2 separate regions of the Mus musculus genome follow, and region 1 is linked to region 2. A link is a loop called in an ENCODE intact Hi-C map of the cell type or tissue named here. Cell type or tissue: left cerebral cortex. All regions are shown on one strand. Links, peaks and the distances in the headings refer to the core of each region. The heading gives the core; the rest is flanking DNA. Region 1 holds the start of Rell1 (RELT-like 1). Region 2 holds the start of 5830416I19Rik (RIKEN cDNA 5830416I19 gene).

What was found. A loop is a pair of places that touch in the nucleus more often than their neighbours do. Peaks named below come from ENCODE experiments on the same cell type or tissue, not always from the same donor. Only the 100,000 strongest peaks of a DNase experiment are listed, where the experiment ranks them.
Region 1: it touches region 2 in a loop (2.0-fold over the local background); 3 of 42 quality-filtered maps call a loop at or near these places.

What each region holds. Positions count from the first base shown.
Region 1 is chr5:63,965,622-63,973,954 of GRCm38, forward strand. Rell1 (RELT-like 1) reads right to left here and starts at 3,276. Exons shown (of 7, transcript NM_145923.4): 1 at 3,025-3,276. The coding sequence starts at 3,112. In left cerebral cortex, for the core only: a CTCF peak has its summit at 3,057; DNase peaks (open chromatin) are centred at 556, 742, 2,128, 2,387 and 1 more place; H3K4me3 peaks cover 2,471 bases; H3K27ac peaks cover 1,484 bases.
Region 2 is chr5:64,039,200-64,047,532 of GRCm38, forward strand. 5830416I19Rik (RIKEN cDNA 5830416I19 gene) reads left to right here and starts at 5,774. Exons shown (of 3, transcript NR_045384.1): 1 at 5,774-5,799; 2 at 5,950-5,988. In left cerebral cortex, for the core only: no CTCF peak of the experiment used is centred there; DNase peaks (open chromatin) are centred at 4,813, 5,025, 5,299, 5,842 and 1 more place; H3K27ac peaks cover 1,611 bases.

The DNA.
Region 1 (8,333 bases), core at 23-8,022, 74 kb before region 2:
AAGCCCAGACGCCACTGTGTCATCATGATGCCAACTTTTGATTTTAGGCCTTCAAACTTAGACCAAATTGTTTTCAATAACAGTATTTTTAATGTGCATCCTTCTAAATGCTATAATTAAAATGGTCCAGTATGCAATAAGACTAAAACATCAAAGCCACATTATTTTTTTTAAAGTAAAAAAAAAAAAAAAAAATCAAAGTTCGCTGTTTGAATCACCTGGACTGTGGCTTCTCACATTCAAATCCAAGTCTTCCCAAAATTCCCTCATTCTTTTCTGAAGGATTAGAAAAAAATGCACAGAGGAGATAAAGAAATGTCAGCCACTGGTGATATTTTTCATTTCCTCTTTGAATTTGGAGTAAGCATGAAGTCCAAAGCTCTAAACAGTATTTTTTTTTTTCCAAAACACTGCACCCAATGTCTATGAACTATGTGGACATTCAGCTAAGCAGCTGTCCAGCCAAAAGAGAACCCAGAGTTTAATCAAACATATCTTCAACATCTAAATGAGGAATCTGAGGCTGGCTGGATGCCCACAGAGCCCAGGGACTGTGCATCCCTCACAGCTCCAACCCTGGAACTGTTTTCCCATCTCTCTACTCAAGGGCTGTGCCCAGTGACAGGAGAGGTAAGAAACGGAGACCAAGGAGGACAAGTCACCAGAGAACTCAAGGACATAAATAAGGCAGGACCTGGAAAAGCAGCTCTGTTACTTGCAAAGTAGCTTCTAATGCCACTGTCTAGATGGCTTACAGTAAAGGAAGTGAAGCCCTGGCAGTGGTGGCGCATGCCTTTAGTCCCAGCACTTGGGAGACAGAGCCAGGCGGATTTCTGAGTTCGAGGCCAATCTGGTCTACAGAGTGAGTTCCAGGACTGCCAGGGATACACAGAGAAAACCTGTCTCAAAGAAAAAAAAAAAAAAAAAGGAAGTGATAGAGACTGCCACCCACCCTCTGAGAAGCTCTCTGTCGGTTCTCCACTGTATGGCTCAGATGACTACATACTCCTGATGTGATGTTTGGGCATCTTAGAACTAACTACCTTACAATTTAAGTCAGGTTGCTGAGGCTGACCTATCCTCTATTTTCTCTGGGAAGCATGGGGGACAGTAGAAAGATGATGAATTTAAAACCAAACAGGCTGTATTTATCCCCCCACCCCCCACCCCCCTCTCCCTTCCCCCTACCTCCCACCCCACCCAACCAATGCTTACTGATACAGTGCCTATGTAATGACAGGCCTCAGTTGATCTACAGAGAATAAACACATCTTGGGTCATGAGGAATAAGTTTTAAAATACACATGAAGCACCCAGCTAAAGCACACGGCAGGCTGTCTCTATCAGATGCCATCTCCTTCTTCCTACTTCTGGACTTGGAGTCCAAAGAGATCAGCTGCCAGATGTTCCAGGCTCATCTCTTGATACAGGCCCTAAGCCAGCCAACAAACTGGAAGTTCTATCCTCTCCACCTTAGGTACTTCATTCTTTTTAAGCACTAACTTTCACTCATAAAAGGTTACTAATAGCACCACTCCGTAGAACTTTCTTCAGTCACATTGCAGGCCTGACACCCGGATGTTGTTCAGAAACCCAGCAAAACAAAAACCCACTCTAGGAATGGATTTCTCCTGATGATGGCTGGTTACATGCCTCACTTACTAAACTGTAACAATCTTGCTCCCAGGTTCATCTTTTCTGTTATTGTTCCAAACTCTGCAACAAGTGATACCACTTACTACCTGCAGTCTCCAATCTACGTTGAAACTATGTTGTAGTTACAAGTCTCGGGAAAGAAGCCCAGGATGCACGGGAAAATCTCCCATCCAATAGAACGAGTCACCAGCTTCCCTTTCCCCTGGGTAGATGGCTGAAGGAAATGCGGATCTGCTAATAAATACCCAGGAGACACATCGTCTATCTATCCTGTTCCCTTGCTAGCTCGTTCTGATGCCCATGAAAAAGTAAAGGACAAATGAGAAGCAGGCTCCAAAGCTCCGAGTGACTAGAACATTCTCCAAAAAGAAGAGCAGCACGTATATTTTATAGAGAAGACAGTCACCGTTGGAAGCCTTCCAGCTGCTTATTATTTGGGCCTGAAGAGGAGCCACCCCTGAAGGCAAGCTTGGCAGAGCCTGCTGACGTAAGAATCAGCCTGTGGTAACCCCAAACGGCCAGGAAGGCTTAACTTTTTTTTTTTAAGTACTGCAGCGAGGTGGCAATTAAGAGGGGGAAACAATTATTAAGAATCCCTGGTGTGTGCCTTATAAAAACAGGAGCACAAGGCAAAGGCGTCCTTAAGTAAAAGGTAGACCTCTTAGATTTCAGTTAGAAACTCCCGCTGATGGCTTGTAGTTGAAGACAGCACTCAGCGTCTCGGCTTGGTGGCTTCCACCCCGACCACAGAGGTTCCTTTTGTGATGACAGGATTTGATACAAAGAAAAAGCAGTATACATTATAGATGTCTTTCCTCTTTCCCGGCCTAATTTATCCAGCATGTATGGGAAGGAGTGAGAAATTCCCGACTTACTAAAAGAATCCATAACCACCTGCAAAGACTGGCACTTTCAAGGCTTTAACATAATGAAAAGGAAAGAAGAAAATAAAGCGAGGAAGGAGGCTGGAAAGCAGAACCCTATCCCGGGTGTCAAGATATTCGCCTGGTGAGGCCTCTGAGGACCAGGACAGTAGAAAGGGGTCCACGGCTAGGGAGAAGGCATCCCAGGAAAGCGACATCCTGAAGAATCCGAGTTGGGGTCCCGCCGTTTTTTAGAAGCGGCGGGGAGGGAAGGCGGGACCCCGGCAGGCGGGTGGGGAAGGACTGGAGCCGCGCTGCGCGCCGCACCCTGCCCGGGCCACCCCGGGACACCCAGATGTTCAGAGCCAGATCCGGTAGCACAGCAGGGCGCGCGCAACTCAGGGCGCGGCGGGGTTGTGGGCTCGACCGACTCGTCGAGCCCCTGGCTCCCTTCCGTGCGCAGACCCAACTCACCAGGCGTCCCGACCAGGACCAAAGCACTCACCGGCGGCCACCAGCGGCGAACTCACAGCGCCTCCCACGAACACTGAAGCAGCAAGCACAGCGGACCCCGGGAGTCCCCACAGAGCCATCGCCGCGTCCCTCTGCCCTCCTCGCCCCGGCCGCGGCGTCCCGGGTCGGGGTAGACGGTGCAGCTCGAGGGCTGCCGGGTGGATTGAATGCAGGAGCTCGGCCCCCGCGAGCCCCTACCCGCTCAGCCTGGACCCGCCAGGACCCCGCCCACCGCACGGAAGCCCCGCCCCTGATCGCCGCGCCCCGGTCCCTTGAAGCCTGGACCCGCCTCCGCACGCATGACCCCGCCCCCGAGTCCAGGCCGCGCCTCTCCTGTCACTCCCGCTTCCCCTCTAAACCCTTGGGTCGCGTCAGCCGCGCGCCCAAGCCGTGGCCCCACCCCGAGCCCCGCCCACTGCTGACCCTCTCCGCCTCCTCTGCTGGGCGGGCTAACCCTGCCCAGCCAAGTGGCGGGTCTGCGCGGGAGCCTCAGGCTGGGGCGGGTTACTCCCTTCTCCTGGGTCCTGGGACTAGTCAGATGCGGGAAGAGGAAGGCAGAGGTTAGGCCAGGAAGCCCAGGATGGAGAGCAGACAGGACCAGCAGTTTCAGAATGGCGCGATGTTTTTTTTTTTTTTCTCAATCGGAGTCTTTACCCAGTTAATTAACCTTCGTTAGTGGTCTAGGAAGGAATGCTACGTTCAAAGTCATGGTTGATCGTTTAAACATTAAGGAGAATAAATTAAAAAAAAAAAACTTTTTTAATTGTCCCCATCCCATTCTGTCTAAGCTACTTCTATTGAGGAACACGTCCCCACACACTGGTTGTTTGCTTGCGTTGGACTGGGTTTTGTTTTAATCATCTTGCAAACACTCCCCTGGAACAATTCTTCAACTTTCCAGTCACTTCTGTCTTCATATCCTCACATCAGCTCGGTAAGGTGAGTATTATCCCCATGTCACCGGCCAGGAAGTGAGCTCATGAAGTCTGCATGACCTGGGCCACCATGATCCATGTATCTCCAGTGTTTGCTTGCAGGTTTAATCTCAGCTCCTGGCTCAAGGACAGCATGCACTAAGAGGGCAGAAGTAGTTGTTAAAGGGGAATGTACCTTTTTCTGACTAGCTTCCTTTTAACTAACCAATAGCCTCGTTTTAACTAATCCGTGGAGACTCCACACAAGGTCCTTAAAGCCCAGTCCTGACAGATGTGAGCTGAATGGAGGGTGGGTCTTCAGCCCCTTCTGTAAACTGACTGGTGGCCTCTAATGCTCAAGGGGGAGTTATTTCTCCTCTCTAACACCCTCCACCCTTCTGTTACAAATAGCAATGATGTGAGAATTACCAGGGAGAGAAGCTGAAGGTTGGAGGCCCTGCCCTTTGAGTCAAAGACAGGAACTATGGATCCTATGCACAATTTGTGGCACATCCTGTAGTCTGACAAATGTATCAAAGGGAAAGGTCTGAGAAAGAATGCAGAGGAAAGACATTGTGCTGGCCAGTTTTTTTTTTGTTTTGTTTTGTTTTGTTTGTCAACTCAACACAAACTAGAGATTTGTCTGAGAACCTCAATTGGAAAAAAATATCTCCATAAGATCAGGTTGTAGGCAAGTCTGTAGGGCATTTTTCTTAATGAGTGATTGATGGGGGAGGGCCCAGCCGATTGTGGTTTCTGTAAGAAAGCAGACTGTCCAAGCCACGAGGAACAAAGCCAATAAGCAGCACCCTTCCACGGTCTGGGGGCCAACTCCTGCCTCCAGGCTCCTACCCTGCTTGAGTTCCCGGTTTGTTTCCTCTGATAATTAAACAGCAACGTGGAAGTGTAAGCCAAACAAGCCCTTTCCTCCCTGTGGTGGTTTGAATAGGACTGGCTCCCATAGACTCCTGTGTTTGAATGCTTGTCCCCAGAGAGTGACACTATTAGGAGGTGTGGCCTTGATGGAGGAAGTAAGTCCCTGGGGATTGGGCTTTGATATCTCAGAAGCTCAAGCCAGGCATACTGGTTTAAGGCTGCCTGAGGATCTGAACGCTCAGCTGCCTCTCCACGGGTGTTTGCATGCCACCATGCTTCCAGCCATGATGACAATGAACTAAAACTCTGAACGGTAGCCAGCCCCAATAAATTGTTGTCCTTTATAAGAGTTGCTATGGTCATGGTGTCTCTCCACAACAATAGAACAGTGACTAAGACACTCTCACAAGTTGTTTTGGTCACAGTGTTTCATCACAGCAATAGTAAACCCTACAAAGTAAGCAATAGAACAAACATTCATGTGGTTATCTAACTATTAGAGGAGAGAATCCTGGGCTTAGAAACTGAAGGACAAATTATCAACAGTCACCAAACCAGCTGCATCACTCATTGGAAATACTGAGCTAAGTGCCGGAAAGGGGTCTGGGGTCCCAGGGAAATGCACACAATCCAAAGCATTTTGGCAACACCAAAAGTTTTGCCTCAGCAGAAGGGTATGAAGCCAGGCCAGATCAAGCTGGCAAGCACACCCAGTGGCTGCCCTGCAGGGTTTTTATTCCTAAACAAAAGGGGTCCTGCGCCTCACTCTGAATGGTCAGAGGTCAACCTCACACCATTAAGCAATTGACTAGTTTAAAGTGACAAAGCTTGTAAGCAGGGTGCAGTTTTCAGCAGGGAGGCCACCCTGAGCACATTTTTGATTTCAAGAAGTGCTGACCCTGGAGGAACTTGAATTTCTGCTAAGGAACTTCTTTATGATTTTTTTAAACAGAGATTTGTCTTATTTAAGCCTTGGAGTGAGAGGAGGACGACTTTGTTTTTATTGCATTTCCCGAACTAAGAACAAATTTGTGTTGTTTGCATGAAGTGTGGATGGAACTGGAGACCATTGTGTTAAGCAAAGTGACACTGAGAAGACAAAATAATAATAAGAAAACCAAACGTTGCATTTTTCTCTCATATGGAATCTACATTCAAAGAAAAGGAGGATATGAGAGTAGAAAGGAACCAGGCTGGTAGAGGGGAATGTGGCCAAAGGAAATTATACATGTGTTTGGAAATGTTGTATAAAAGGCCGCTACTTTCTACAGTTAATATGTGCTCATCTAAATGCATGCAGGACTGTTTGTCAAACACCCCCAAGAATTCCAAGAACACACCACACCGTCAAACCTCTTCTCAAGGCTTCTTAAAGCATGTGATCACACAGTTATAAGGTGTCTATTCAAAATGTAAAACACTTTTCTCCCTCAGAGGTTGAATTTACTATTTAAAAAAACAGTAATTTCTTTGATAAAGTAATGGAATTCTGAATAAATCCTCTCCTTTTATTTTCTATTTTTATTTTTAAATATTATTTATTTAATATATACTAGTACACTGTAGCTGTCTACAGACACTCCAGGAGAGGGCATCAGATCCTATTACAGATGGTTGTGAGCCACCATGTGGTTGCTGGGATTTGAACTCAGGACCACTGGAAGAGCAGTCAGTGCTCTTAACCACTGAGCCATCTCTCCAGCCCCTAATTTTTAATTATTCATTAAATTTTCATATTTGAATTGTGCTCTATAGAAATAAGCTTGCAATACAATACTTGCAACAAGGGGTAAGCCCCATTAGCCACCCCCAGACCTCTCACTTTGGGCATGACAGGGTTAGGAGTCATGTTTGATAACTCATACCTGCTGTGACCTTAGGTTGGAAGCTGAGACTCTGACATTCCCCTTCCAAGACTCCCAATAACGTTAAGCACTCTATAATTGTCTTACTCATTTTTACACAAATCCATATTCATGCATTTGAATAACTTTTAGGAAAGGGGTAATGGAGGGAGGAAGAAAGGACATTAAAAAAAAAAAAAAAAGACTAGCCGGCCGGTGGTAGTGCTTGCCTTTAATCCCAGCACTTGGGAGGCAGAAGCAGGCAGATTTCTGAGTTCGAGGCCAGCCTGGTCTACAGAGTGAGTTCCAGGACAGCCAGGGCTATGCAGAGAAACCCTGTCTCGAAAAACCAAAAAAAAAAAAAAAAAAAAAAAAAAAAAAAGACTAGAAGAGAGGAAATAAATAAAATGAAATTGAAGTTGTGCTTCCAGGTCCTGACTTTTTTTTTTTAATTAAATTTTCTTATTTGTCTGTGTGTGTCTGTATGTCTGTGTGTGTGTGTGTGTGTGTGTGTGTGTGTGTGTGTGTGTGTGTGCGCGCATGCGCACATGCACGCATCACGTGGCTGGTGTGGCCTGTGGAGGCCAGAGAAGTAATGGATCCCCCGCACTAGAAATGGGTTATGGCTGGCTGTGAGCTGCGGGTACCTGGATGCTGGAACTGATTCAGGTCCTCTGCATGAACAACAAGTGTTCTTGACTGCCAAACTCTCCAGGCCCAAGGCCTAAATCTTATAGATTTCTTTACTTGAAGAAGAATGTTCATCAGTAGGTATCTAAAATCATACTGCTTTATTTTAAATGCAAAGACATACATGTTGCAGAGTTTCCTTCTGTCTTGCAAAAGGTTGTATTTCTCCCGATGGCATAAAATTGGCATCACAATGGGTGGGTAGGGGAGTGGGGGTGGGCGGTGGGGGTGGGCGGGTATGGGGGACTTTTGGTATAGCATTGGAAATGTAAATGAGCTAAATACCTAATAAAAATGGGAAAAAAAATTGGCATCACAAAACTAAGTGGTCTCAGTTGTTTGTTTTTTAACAACAAAATTAAGTCTAGAAATAGTTGTATCAACCGCCTTCATTAGTTCATCTCATGGACTTGCCAGGAATCTGTGGAGAACGCTTTTTCTTTCCTGTGTTCATTTCCCTAAATTCTCACAACAGTGTTTGATTCGGGGAAGTATCCTAGAGAGTCTCGCATCGAAGCTGCAGCAATTCCAAATTCAAGAAACACACAGTATCTACCTGAGGAACATAGCTGTTGCCTGGCCCAACCAGGATACAGAACCACTCACCTCATCCTGGGCTTCCAACCTGCACACACACAGCTCTGCTTCTGAAATGCACGACACTGGTCTCTCAGCTCTTCCAATAAAAAGTCTCTTCCTCTTACTTTGTCACTGCCTGTTTAAAGTGGGCTTCTTGAACTGTTTCCATAGCTGCAAAAAGATCGTCGCAGCTGATGGGAGGGCTGAAGTTAGGCTTTAAGTTAAAATGACTGTGCTTAAGAGATCTATAAAACAAAAATGCCTCTAACCTGTCAGCCCCAATTGCCAAAGCACAAATTACTCCATAGAATGCTGTCCGCAGAGGGCTGTTGCTCAGGTAAGATAGCAAGCTGCCTATTACCACTTCTGTAAACAAAGTTGGTTGCCCCAACTGCACT
Region 2 (8,333 bases), core at 314-8,313:
TGTTTTTATCAAGTGCTTTGTCCCAGCAATAAGGACAGTAACTAATGCATCCTAGATATTACCTGATATTAGAGAGCTGTCATGTGATTGAGTGTGACACTGATACCATGTTAACGTGACAAGTTTCCTCTTTTCAATTAAACTAGCTAGGGACTTGATATAGGAGCTGGAGCACCCTCCAAACACCTGAAGCTACCAGCTTCCTTAACTCAGGAGTCTCAGGACCGTCTTGTTATTATATACACACTTAAGAGAACAAATATTAGTTTGCATATACACAATCTAATTGGTGTTTTTAAAAACAGCATACTGTAATGAGTGTTCCCCAAATGTCACCTTTGAGAGCATAATAGCACAAGCCAGCCTAGAAATGTGCCTTTTAGAATAAGCTTTAGACCCTGCTTCATTTTTTCCCCCCGATGGTCCTGTGTCTTTGTCCTTGAAGTGGATATTTGATCTGTGAGCAGCCAAATGTCACCAAAAGTCATATGAGGCAAGTAAGCCAGCAAGAACAGGAAAGTCTTTCTAGCCAGACACTAGAAGGATTATATAGGCTGATCATTATTTTCTTAAATTAACTGGCTTTGACTGCCGTTTATTTATAATAAAGAAGAAAAAAAACTTTGATAGAAAATGTTAGTATGACTTGAACCCCATAAGACAGACTATTTGAGTGGTCCATTGTCTCCTTGGAAATGAACAACTGAAACATGGTCCTCAAATTTGTCATTTTGCAAGGAGCAGCAGTGTGGCTACCTCATCAACTCCAAGGCATAAATGAACTACTCCAGGTAAGCCACCTAAAACAGGGCTTGGTCCCCTGTAAATCTCTGTAACATTTGTCTACTGGGCAAAGTATTGCTACTGCTACTCATTAGACATTCAGTCATTATTACTTTACAGCTATGTTTGTGTGCAGAATGCTGAAATGGTCCTTTTCATTGCAGATGAGAGAAGTTTAGCTCAAATAGCTTTCAGTCAGGGGGAACCCCCCCTCCGTGTAGCCAGGAATTTCACATGCAGAGGCAACTTCAGGTATAGCTGGACTTGGTATTCCAGCAATGGCACCAGGGCTCTGCCCTCTTGTGTATTGTTCAACTCCGCTTCAGTTTGGTGTTACAGGTGTTACAAGTGAAGGTGAAGGTGACTCCAAGTGGAGATGTAGTCCTAGCTCATTTCTGAGGAAGTTGCTTGGAGCAGAGCACTGGATGGCTCATGTAGGTCCCAAGGACAGCTGAGGTAAAGGCTTGAGAGGTCTTCCTGGCCTTGTGAAGTGGGAGCAAGGGTGTCATGCAGACAAAGAGACCCATGCTCTCTCAGAACTGAACACCCCGCTTCAATTCACTCTGTATCCCTTTGTGTATCAATGAGGAGCTGCCATTTTTGATCTCCCATTGTGTCAAGAGTTACACTAGGGGCTACGCATGAAAGCAAAGCGCACTAAGAACTGAACTTGACGGAAGGGGGATCTGAGCCAGGTTGCCTTGGTTTCGCATTTCAGATCTGTCACCTTATCTAATCTTCCTCCTCCTGGGGAGTAAGCATTACTCTCCCTAGATGAGACACCTGACATTCAAAGGACTTAGTAACCTGCTCAAAGCCACACCCCTTAGCAAATGACAGAGCCGGGATTTCAACACGTGACAGTCTGACCACAGAGCACTTGATCTATATCTTCTGACCACTTCATTTCCATAAAACTCCCATGAGGTAATGACTTCTGCAAAGCGCTATGTTAGTGATGAGGAAAGCAGACTCAAGGAGGCTGAATAAATACCTCCAGGTCGTGTTCAAGCTCACTATGCAGTGCGAGCCAGCAATGATGACACAGGTCCAGAAAGGGCTGCTGTGTGAAGTGTGCAGAGTGAAAACTACACAGAAGCATGGCATACTGGAGGACTAAAATCCAGCTTAGCTTCTACCCAGAAACCATGACCCTGGCCCTGGCTGCACTGTACAAAGCCTTCCTCTACCAGCCAAGCGGTATTTATGAGATGACTGAAGGGAACATTTTTAGTCCAAGCAAGGCCTCTAGGTGGGAGAATAAAACTCTGGCCTAGGACCTAAAAAACAGATGATCACACGATTCCTAAGAAGCTCAGTAATAAGGGAGAGACTTACTTGGGGAGTTAGGTGACACAGGTCAGAGATATTGGGCTACTCTAAGCAGACTTGAGTATGTCCAATAACCCAGCTTGTCTGGCCAAGGAAATGGCTGCTGGACAGATGGATCCCACATGTCCAGGAGTACTGGATCCATTCAGAGGCTGTTGTGTGGATCCAGGGGAGCTCGGATGGCCTCTGCCCATACAGGCAGGGATGTTTTGCAGTGGCACCATCTCTAGTCAGGCCAATTGGAATACGCAGAAAGGCTTAGGGATTTCATGACACCCAGGAAACCATCAATCTGATACAGAAAATAGGAGATGACTAAAGCCAGGTATCAGTGCCACAGTGCCAATGATTGTGCCCCCTATTGTCATAAGAACTCCATTGCATTGCGAAAGTGGGCTCTTACATATTCCACAGATCTCTATCTAGACCCAGTGAGCAAATACTGATTACTCTTTGCTGCCTGTTATATTATATTATATATTTTGGGCTCCTTCCTGAATAATGTCAAATGCAAGGTCATTTATTTGGGAGCAAGCCTAAGAAATAGCCTAATAACACATATTTGAAGATAGAAAATCAAGGTACACAAAGCAGTACGCACGAACCATGGTTACAATGGGGCACACAATCACGACTATTATTTTGATCTAATTCCCAACTCACCTAATGCTGCGCAGGATCTGAGCTGTCTGTGCGCAAGAATTGACAGGATGCTCGCAGCTGATCAGTCAACAATGGACCCATTCTCGACGTAAGCTATACATAGGCAGCCCAACTGGCAAGTTCAAAACCCACGGCTGCCACACCTGCTTCATGGCAAGAAGGAGTCAGTGTTCAAGAGAGACAGACATTCCTGGCAGGATTTGATTGGCCCTGTCAGCTATGAGGCAATAGTTCCTTTGAGGAGTGGGGAAGGATATTAAGATGTTGGTCTGTCTGAAATGTCTCACTATGCTCGGGGAAACTTTTGAAATACAAATAGCATCTCTGATGAAGAGTGGCAGAAAACAAGAAGGAATTTCACTGGATCACTTAAGGGAGGAACCAGATTCGTTTATTGCTTTCTCTTTCTCTCATGGGAAAATTTTTTTGTTTGTTTGTTTAGGCATAGACCTGGCAGTCAAAGACTACATTCCCCAGCATTCCTTGCAGGTGGGCATTTGCTGAGTAACTGTGTTCTTACTAATGGAGACTGAATCTATCACATCCTCCACCCATCCCTCCCCTCCACCCCATCTTCACCAAAGGAAATTGCTTTTCCCCTTGGAAAAACATTTGGCTCAACTTTGATTATTTTAGAGAGAGCCATTTTATTCTATTAGCTAAGAAGAGTACCTTCTTCAGAGGTAAAATCGTGTCAATGGGAAGATGTCTTGAAAGTTATAGATGTGAGAGAGAGACACAAAGAGAGAGGGAGAAGGAAAGAATGTCCCTGCAACACTTACAAATACTTTCTCATCAAAGTATTTTTTAAATTTTATTTATTTATTATATGTAGGTACATTGTAGCTGTCTTCAGACACCCCAGAAGAAGGCATCAGATCTCATTAAGGATGGTTGTAAGCCACCATGTGGTTGCTGGGATTTGAACTCTGGACCTTCGGAAGAGCAGTCAGTGCTCTTAACCACTGAGCCATCTCTCCAGCCCTCATCAAAGTATTTAAAGGATGCCACATTCCTCACAGACGGTGGCCTAGTGTGTCTGAAGTGCTTGGACAACATCCTCGCTCTTCTCTGACAAACCATAACCTTGCCAAACTTAAGAAATATCCTAAAAATGTTTATATGAAGTTTGTCATTGAATGTCTCTTAGCAAGAGTTCAATAACAAGGCACAACGCCCTTTGCACGAGATGCCCACTTGCCCATGTCTCTGAACACTTGGCTCGTATGTGTTTTCTAAAACCATCAGACTCGGTTTCATAGACTGACACACAATCTCAAGAGATTCCAATCTCCTCTTCTTTTGGACAAAGAAGCCTTGCTAGCTGCAATTCCTAACACATTGTCTGGGTGTCGGTGGCAATAGAAAACAACTGTCTGTCACCATGGTCACATGAGTCTGCCCATTTCCTTTAATGTGTCTGCTCTATATGTTTCTTAAGTTTGACAAGGTTATAGTTTGTCAGAGAAGATCGAGGATGCTGTCCAAGCACTTCAGACATACTAGGCCACCATTAAATACTTCTGTCAACCACATACATCGCTAACACACCAACTCCAGGAGGGAGGGGAAACCAGATCCCAGAGGAAGCACGTGCATTAGAGCCATCCTGCCAACATGGAAGGCCTGGCTTGTTTGAAAAGAGCAAAGGTATCTCTCTGAAGCCACTGAACTTTTAAAAACAGTCTGCATTATAGCAGCTTGCCCTTTATCCTAACAAATACACTAAGGACAGTTTAGACTCTCAGTGGTACCTATTCCCTTATTTGTCAAACACAACGGATATATTGTATCATTCTATTTGTTCCCGGGATAATAGGTCTCCAAAGACATCTCCAACCTGAACAGAGGGACAATGTTTCCCATTGTGTGGAGACAGAAGTGCCAGTGGCAGCCCACCTCTGCACCATGCAGCTGCTGGTGGGATGCTCTGGCCTCCAGGCCCCTTGGAGAATGAGTGCAAAGTGGTTGCCAACTTCCTCCATCACAAATACTCATGTGTCAGAGATTTTTAAATAAAAAATTCAAGAACAGATGGCAAAAGAAAGACTCGTTATATGTGTGCAATCTAGGCTTTGTCTCCTATGCATGTTGCAGTCTCTGTGTGTGTGTGTATGTGTTTGTGTGTGTGTGAAACCAACATTAATGTCATTTCTTGGGGGATAATAAGCTCATTCTGCTAGCCCCACTTATGGCTAATAACAATCAACAATTATTGATGCTTTCTTCGTTGCCACCTCCTCCTCATGAATCAGCACATGAATATTTATGTCCATGCTAATCAGCACAGAAGACTGCTGCAGACAGGCGTCAAATTACACTTCTGGGTTAGAGACAGCCTCCTCTTTTTGAGGCATTTTGATCAAGAAAAACTTGGTGGGGGGCTGATTTCTTGAATTTATTTATTATTTACTTACTTATTTTTGTTAGAATGAAGAGAGAAAGTGGCTGAAAGGCTTGGGTTGAAAGTATGAACGACCTGCATGTGTGAAGGCTCAGTTACTGGATGGTAGTTTTAAAAGGTTCTGTGTACCTTGAAGAAGTCAGGCCTTCTTTGGAAGCTGGACGTTGAGAGGGGATTGTGGGATTCCCCATCTGTCTCAGTTTGGTCTACACCGTTTTCCAGAGTGGTCTCTGCTATCCCAGCCCCCATGATGGTTTTCATATGCCACTCCCACATCCGAACACAAAACAAAGAAATGTAATAAAAAGAATAAATAAAATGTTATCTAAAGAGATCATGTCTTGGCACATGACACTTTTATCTGGGGCGGGGGAGGGTAGGCTGGGGAAGGTTGGGGAAGTGTGGGGGGGATGGATGGACAAGCACCTTGTTAGAGAAATAGTCTGAAGGCTGAGAGTCTCCTCCCGTGGCCCTGTACTCGCTGGCGGTAATCCTAAACTGTAAACGTCTATCTGTCTATCCGTTTTAAACCACAACACTTTGCGACTTCCTTGTTTCACCCGCTCTGCTTTGGTCTGAACAAGCACTCTCAGTGCCACCCATTATTCTGCCGGGAGGTATGTGTCAGAGCCGGTGTGCGCGCCAGCTTCGCCAGCTTCGTGTTGGATGAGCTCGCTGTTCGGGGAGGGAGGTGAGTGGGGGTGCAGGGTTATTTCTAGAATGGCAGAGGCAGTATAGGATAATGTAGGAACGCTTTCTATCCTCAGGGTTGAAAGAAGATGGAGAAATGGCGACTCCGTTTCCAGGTAACTGTATCTGCATCTCTCCTAAGAATCCTGCTAACTCACACTGGTGTAGAAGTTACCATGATTGGGTCCCGTGCTGATTTGTACCTGTGTTAAAGCACTGAATCCTTTGAAGTAGATGTAGTCGTTGGCTACAACAATATGTGTGGTGGTAGCTGTATGACTCAAACCTACCTAAAGTTCTTAGCCACTGTAAGAGACTATCGGAGGCTGACTGAGGTCAAAGAGCCACTTATGTTTTGTGCCCTGGCATATGACTTATCCAGAGGCTCTTTGCTTTATTGCCTCAAAATCCTTCTCCTGGCCAAGCCCTGTAATCTCAGAGCCACAGTCAGTTCAAAGAGAGGATGTAGGTCTTCTCCTATTGTCTGACCGGCACCACTTCTTCTTAACACGGGTCAGTGCTGAGAGTGGCTACTGGTGTGTGAGCTAATGTTCTCTCTCTCTCTCTCTCTCTCTCTCCCTCTCCCCCCCTCCTATGAATCATGGCGTTCATGTCCTTAAATCAGTCATCCCTTCACATGACCAGCCCGGCAGACAATACAGTGGGTATGAGTACGGAGCTGCAGGCTGGCCACCGGCCAAGGGCTCCGGGTGGGAAGAGCAGGATTGCTGCCTGGCTCTGAGCCATGTCACATGCAGCAGGGCTTGGGTGGCTCTCCAGGGGACTCTTTCAGGCATACGAAACAAAAAGCAAGGGCCACACTCAAAGTTAAAAAGCTCTGTCACTGTTGGGTTTTCCTGTGGTTATTTTCCAAGAAAAACAAACAAACGTTATGACTGCTCTACTTTTGAAAATAAGTAGCAAGAAATTTGAATGTTAATCCACTGGCAGTAAAAATGTACTCTGTGGTTCTATGTCATAAGCAGTCACAGACACAGAAGTCTAGACACAGTTCTGTCCTTTCCAACTACGTGATGTTGGTCAGTTCTGTGAATTCTCTGGGTTTCGTTGTGCCTTGGAACCAGATGGAATACATTTATCTCGTAAGGATGCTCTTATCCTTAGTTCCTAGCTGAACCTGTTATCACGAGAGAGGTAGTGAGGATACAGTGCGAGAAAAGATATTTCTAGAATGACAGACCCAGTGTTGGGTATATGAAGGGTCTCTTTGCCTCCTGAAGAAGGGAGGCGGAGAAAACTGGAGATGCAGGGTTGTAGATTTGGTGTATTGCTTGTATTACGTTAATTGGGTTCCCAAAATTACATGGGAATTCGCACGTCTGCATGTAGGACGCGGAGGGTCCCTGCCCCCAGTTGGCTTTGGTTAGGAAATAAAGTTGCCATCGACCAATGGCTGGGCAGGGAGACAGAGGTGGGACTTTTAGGATTCTCAGGCAAGAGAGAGAGAAAGGAGAATCGCCATGCCATGAAGGGAATAAGATTTGGGCTTGAGAGCTGCAGGAAGAGAGGCATACTGGTCGTGTAGGAGATGCTTACGGTGGAGATGGGGTCTGACTCAAGAAGAAGGAAGAGACAAGAGAACAGGTTCTCTCTGAACCTTGAGAAGGAGCCAGCCCTACTGACAACTCGTCTTCCCTGGGTGTAGGAGTCTCACACGGTTGACCTCCCGATTGTAAGCGCATACACTCGTTCTTCTGATTCACAGCAATACAAGGTCGGAAGCAGCTAAAGAAGGGGACATGGTCGCTGACCCTCACTCTCTATTCTTGCTCCTTTTGCTTAGTACTTACTTTTACACCCTAGTCAGAATTATGAAGATAACTGCTGCTTGCAAAGTTGTCAAGATTTCTGAAGCTAAGCTAATAGCACCTTCACATTCACCAGGCATTTCGCAAGTCCTTACCTCGTACTGGCTATTTGGTTCTAGAAACTTCTCAAACGTCCATTGTCACATTGAGCCAAAATTCACCTCCACCTCCCACCCCCATATGGTTCTAATTTCACAACCCATCCATCCAGTCAGTACCTGCAGCTGGGTGCGTTTTTCTCGCACAGATCGTTCATCCATTCATCCGTCAGCACGCCCAGAGCCATTCATGCGATGCCAACCCTCAGAAAGATCAAATGCTTCATTCTCCCTGACCTATTAGTGAGAAATAATTGGCCCTCCCTCGAATGCCTTAACTCTTTGTAAATACCTGTTACTGCAATGTGCTCGGATTATGCACCTTTGTCACTGAAACCTTTAGAATGCCAAATCCTTGCGGGTCAGTCTTCCTGTGATGTCATGATGAATAAAGATACAACCAGCCGAAACAGCCAAAAAGAAAATCTTTGTTTCTTTAAAAAGGAAGAAGGAAAGGGAAGGCGCCTTTCTTACCTTCCCTTCCTCCCCTCTTGACCCCAGGGAGCCTCAGGTGCAGCTTACACTGTTAACCTC